Linked DNA regions of Homo sapiens: region 1 is linked to region 2. Evidence: read pairs that join two places in POLR2A ChIA-PET (ENCODE). Cell type or tissue: OCI-LY7. All regions are shown on one strand. Each heading gives the region's core, and the rest is flanking DNA. Links, peaks and the distances in the headings are about the cores only.

Evidence for each region. ChIA-PET counts read pairs that join two places held together with the same protein. Peaks named below come from ENCODE experiments on the same cell type or tissue, not always from the same donor. Only the 100,000 strongest peaks of a DNase experiment are listed, where the experiment ranks them.
Region 1: POLR2A ChIA-PET joins it to region 2 with 5 read pairs; 4 of 35 experiments call an interaction of 5 or more read pairs at or near these places.

Annotation. Positions count from the first base shown.
Region 1 is chr16:10,339,273-10,342,194 of GRCh38, reverse strand. No RefSeq gene overlaps it. Among named protein-coding and RNA genes, the nearest start is that of ATF7IP2, 45 kb to the left of the region's middle. In OCI-LY7, for the core only: no CTCF peak of the experiment used is centred there; a DNase peak (open chromatin) is centred at 1,554.
Region 2 is chr16:10,417,477-10,420,398 of GRCh38, reverse strand. ATF7IP2 (activating transcription factor 7 interacting protein 2) reads right to left here. Exons shown (of 14, transcript NM_001393719.1): 3 at 776-818. Among named protein-coding and RNA genes, the nearest start is that of ATF7IP2, 33 kb to the right of the region's middle. In OCI-LY7, for the core only: no CTCF peak of the experiment used is centred there; no DNase peak of the experiment used is centred there.

The DNA.
Region 1 (2,922 bases), core at 146-2,645, 78 kb after region 2:
AGAACTCAGAGGTTGTGTTTTAATGGATAATTTGGTGGGCAGCGGGGCTAGGGAATGGGTGTTGTTGATTGGTGGGCGATGAAATCATAGCGGTATGAAAAACGGTCCTCTTGCACTCAGTCTGCCTCTGGCTGAGGGCCACAGGACTGGTTGAGTCATGAGTCACAGGTCCAGGTAGGGTCAATTGATTGTCAGAATGCAAAAGTATGAAAAACATTTACAATCTTAGGCACTATAATAGTGATGTTATCTCTGGGTGTGGTGGCTCATGCCTATAATCCCAGCACTTTGGGAGGCCAAGTTAGGCGGATCACCTGAGGTCAGGAGTTTGAGACCAGCCTGGCCAACATGGAGAAACCCCATGGCTACTAAAAATACAAATATTAGCTGGGTGTGGTGGTGGGTGACTGGAATCCCAGCTACTCAGGAGGCTGAGACAGGAGAATCGCTTGAACCCAGGAGGCAGAGGTTGCAGTGAGCCGAGATTGCTTCACTGCACTCCAGCCTGGGCAACAGAGCTAAAAATAATTAGCTGGGTGTGGTGGAACATGTCTGTAATCCCAGCTACTTGGGAGGCTGAGGCAGGAGATCACTTGAACCCGGGAGGCGGAGGTTTCGGTGAGTCAACTTTGAGCCATTGTACTCCAGCCAGTGCAACAAGAGTGAAAAAAAGAATAGAAAAAAAAAGAATTTTTAAAAAAAGACATAAGACATTTCCTATAGGGCCTGAGATAACTTTCTGGGGTAATAGAAATAGTCTGTATCTTGATTGTGGTGGCTATTACACAGGTGTACACATTTGTCAAACCCACGAAATGGTACACTTTTGTTTTTTTTGAGACAGAGTGTCATTCTGTTGCTCAGGCTGGAGTGCAGTGGTGTGATCTCAGCTCACTGAAACCTCTACCTCCCAGGTTCAAGCAATTCTCCTGTCTCAGCCTCCCAAGTAGCTGGGACTACAAGCATGCACCACCATGCCTGGCTAATATTTTTTTGGTAATTTTTAGTAGAGATGGGGTTTTACCATGTGGGCCAGTCTGGTCTTGAACTCCTGACCTCAAGTGATCCACCTGCCTTGGCATCCCAAAGTGCTGGGATTCCAGGTGTAAGCCACCACACCTGACCTGTATACTTTTTAAAATAGGTTTTTTTTTTTTTTTTTTTTTTTTTTTGTGACAGAGTGTTGCTCGGTTGCCCAGTCTGGAGTGTAGTGGCATTATCTTGGCTCACTGTAACCTCCGCCTCCCAGGTTCAAACCATTCTTGTGCCTCAGCCTCCCAAGTAGCTGGGATTACAGGTGCCTGCCACCACACTTGGCTAATTTTTGTATGTTAGCAGAGATGGGGTTTCACCATGTTGGCCAGGCTGGTTTCAAACTCCTGACCCCAGGTGACCTACTCACCTCAGCCTCCCAAAGTGCTGGGATTACAGGCATGAGCCACTGTGCCCAGCCAAAATAGGGGAATTTTATTATAAGTTACACTGTTGCAGGAATCAAGGGACAGGAGAGACCAATGGGTGGGACATGAGGATTTTATTAGGTGAGCACCAGCCCAGTGGATTAACATCCAAAGGCTGAGCCCTGAGCAAAGACAGGGCTTGACTTTTATACATGCATCTGAAATGGGGTTGGCCGGTTTGATGGCGCGAAACCTGTAGAGCAGGCAAGCGAGCTTACAGAAGCAGAACAAAGGCAGTTTGTCAAACAGTGATAGGTTTTAGAACTCAAACTTATCTTGTGACCTTGCCGTGCTGCACAGAAGGGAAAAACAGGAACTTACAAAACTTGCAAAAATAATTATGAGAACAGAACAAGGAACAACGGTAAGGGGGAAGAATCTGAAGGGGGAAGCTGAAAGAAAAACTTGTTTTCTTCATCCCTGCTCTGGGATGGGAGGGAGAGGCTCTGGATCCCATCCCTTCTGGGCCCTGCCTCTGTAGATAGTGCTATCAAAGTCCCAACAGAGCCCTGCCCATTGCTGGGCCTTTGAGTGAGTCAGCCTAGTACAGGAAAACTTGTTTTTCTTTTTATGTCTTCTGCTTCAATACCACCTTAAAGTTAATTCTTAAAAAAGTAAGGTTCTCTACATGTAAGGTCCTCTGAATGGGCTACACCATGGTCAAGCCATTGTGACCCCTGTGACCCACACATACAGGCCTCCTGGAGTCACAAAGCCTGGAGCAACAAGAGAACCACTAAAGAAGAAGAAACAGCTAGTTCCTGCCTTAACTGATTAACCAAATTTGCAACATTCCACCATTGTCATATGTTCCTGCCCTACCCTAACTAATCAATCGACCTTGTGATACGGTGCCTTGTGACCTCCCCCTACCTCATGACTATGCATCTTATGACATTCTTCCCCTGCCCAAAAAAACTGCCCCTAAATGTAACTTTCCTCTTCCTACCCCAAACCTATAAAACCAGTTCCACTCCCACCACCCTTCATTGACTCCTTTCTCAGACTCAGCCGACTTGCACCCAAGTAAACAGCCTTGTTGCTCACACTAATCCTACTCAGGTGTTCCCTTATAAAGATGTGTGTAACACTATGCACTGCAGGTAAACACAAAGGAGGAGCACTTTGCACTTTTTTAGAAGATTTTTTTTTTTTTAAGAGACAAGGTCTCACTCTACCACCCAGGCTGGAGTATGATCATACCACACTGCAGCCTCAAACTCCTGGGCTCAAGCAATCCTCTCACTTCAGCCTCCTGAGTAGCTAGGACTACAGGTGTACAAAATTAGCCTAATTTTCACTTTTCATTTTTTGTAGAGACAGGCTCTCGCCATGTTCCCTAGGCTGGTGTCAAACTGCCAGCCTCAAGCAATCCTCCTACCTCAGCCTCCCTAAGTGCTGCAATTACAGTTATGAGCCACTGTGCCCAGTCCCATGCACTCTTTCAAGAGTGTAGGAAACT
Region 2 (2,922 bases), core at 235-2,734:
GCAGATTAGAACCTAATTCTCTTTGGCAAATGGATGTCACCCATGTTCCCTCGTTTGGGAGACTAGCTTATGTTCATGTATGTGTAGATACCTTTTCTCATTTTGTCTGGGCTACATGCCAATCAGGACAGTCTTCTGCCTGTGTTAAACATCATCTTTTGCAGTATTTTGCGGTGATGGGCATTCCAGCATCTATTAAAATGGACAATGCCCCAGGCTATATATACTAACCAAGCTCTAGCTACATTTTTCTCTGTATGGAATATTAAACACATTACTGGCATCCCATGTAATTCTCAAGGACAACCCATTGTGGAATGAATGAATCTCTCCCCGAAACAGCCGTTGCAAAAGCAAAAGGAGGGAAACAGAGACTACAGGACATCATGAATATGCAACTGAATCTAGCATTACTGACTTTACATTTTTTGAGCCTGCCTAAAGGCCAGATGCTATCAGCAGCTGAACAGCATCTACAGAAACCAGCTGCAAAGGCAGAAGCAGAACAACTGGTTTGGTGGAGAGATGCAATAACAAAAATTGGGAAACAGGTAAAATAATAATTTGGGGTAGAGGTTATGCTTGTGTTTTGCCAGGACTGAATCAACAGCCAATTTGGGTGCCACTGAGATACCTAAAGCCTTACTATGAGCCAGATACTCCGGAAGAGGTTTTGGGAGGATTCCAAACACACACCAGTTGCAGCCATGTTGAGACTGACACTGAGGAGGACCCCAACTGTCACGAGCAACACCTGTCGAATGCAGCCACCTACCTGGGGACAGATCAAGAAGCTGTCACAGACGGCGGAAGAAAACCTGAGGAAAGCGGAACAACCAATCACAATGAGTAATTTAATGATAGCTATGATAGCAGTGATCACCATTGCCATGAGTATTCCTTTAGCAAGGGCTGACACAGAGAACAATTATACTTATTGGGTATATTTACCTTTTCCACCACTTCTATGGCCTGTAACTTGGCTGGACCCCCCAGTGGAGGTATACACTAATGATAGCTCTTGGATGCTCGGTCCTACAGATAATAGAGGCCCGTCTCACCCACATGAGGAAGGAACTGTTAGGAATATTTCTTTAGGATTTGAACATTCACCTATCTGTTTGGGAAAGGTCACCAGTTGCCTACCCCCTCACTATCAATCTTGGCTGGCAATAATGCCTGGATGTAATCATTCTATGACACAGTTACACATGCTTTCTGGTCTCACTATTTACCATAATAAATCTGCTCCTATAATTGAGGCATACTGCCATCAAAAACCTGTTTGTAAACAGAATTGGACCTGGCCCGAAAAAATGAACGTACTTGTTTGGGAAGATTGCACTGCAGAACAGGCAGAGGTGCTGCGCAACGATTCCCATGGAATCATTATTGATTGGTCCCCTAAGGGGATGTTTAGCACAAATTGTACCTCTCAGTCTGCGTGCCATGGCCACACTATGTTCAGTTGGTCTGAACAAAACGGTCAGATGGTAGAAATGGTAAGAAGTATGGCAAGAGTTCCTATTATCTGGAAACACGGCAGTATAGTGGCACCTCAACCTCAAATGATATGGCCCGCTCTAGGAGCTAAACATAAGGATTTGTGGAAACTATTAACGGCTCTTAATAAGATCAAAATTTGGGACAGAATAAAAAAGCATCTAGAAGGGCACTCTACAAACTTGTCGTTGGACATTGCAAAATTAAAAGAACAAATATTTAAAGCATCCCAGGCACACCTGACCTTAATGCCAGGAACTGGAGTGCTTGAAGGAGCTGCAGACAGATTAGCAGCTATTAACCCATTAAAATGGATAAAAACACTTGGAGGCTCTGTGATTTCAATGATGATTGCACTTTTAATCTGTGTTGTCTTTGTATAGTCTGCAGATGTGGATCCTGACTCCTGCAAGAAGTAGCTCACCGTGATAAAGCCGCCTTTGCTTCTATCGTCTTGCAAAAACAAAAAAGGGGGACATGTTGGGAACAGGCCCCCAAATCTGGCCATCAACAGGCCCCAAAACTGGCCATAAACAAAATCTCTGCAGCAGTGTGACATGCTTGTGATAGCTATGATGCCCACGCTGAAGGTTGTTGGTTTACCAGAATGAGGGCAAGGAACACCTGGCCCACCTGGGGTGGAAAACCGCTTAAGGCGTTCCTGAACCACAAACAATAGCATGAGTGTCTGTGCCTTAAGGACATATACCTGCTGCAGATAACTAGCCAGAGCCCATCCCTTTGTTTCCCATTTTAGTTAATCTATACTCTATAGAAACAATGCTTACCACTGGCTTGCTGTCAATGAATATGTGGGTAAAACTCTGTTTGTGGCTTTCAGCTTTGAAGGCTGTCAGCCCCCTGATTCCCACTCCGCACTCTATATTTCTGTGTGTGTGTCTTTAATTCCTCTAGTGCCACTGGGTTAGGGTCTCCACGACCGACGTGGACATCCAATTGTTCCAGCACAATTTTAAAACACCATTACTTACCTTTTTTATGACACCCTCATAAAAAACAAATTGACTTTAAATGAGAAGGTGTATTTCTGGGTTCACGATTCTATTCCATTTGTGTATAGGTCTGTACCACATTATCTTGATTACTGTCATTTGTGAGAAGTTTGGAATTCAGGATGTGTTAAGTCCTCCAACTTTGTTATTCTTGGAGAAGACTGTTTTGGCTATTGTGGGTCCCTTGAATTTCCATATAAATTTTAGGACCAGATTATCAATTTCTGTCTAGTATGAGTGTGGTGTTGTTCCCTACCATTATTGTTCAGCTATCTATCTCTTTCTTTAACTATAGTAATATTTAATGAATCTGGGTGGCCCAGTGTTCAGTGCATGCATATTTAGGATTGTTATATCCTCTTGTTGAATTGATCCCTTTATCATTAAATAATGATCATGTTTGTCT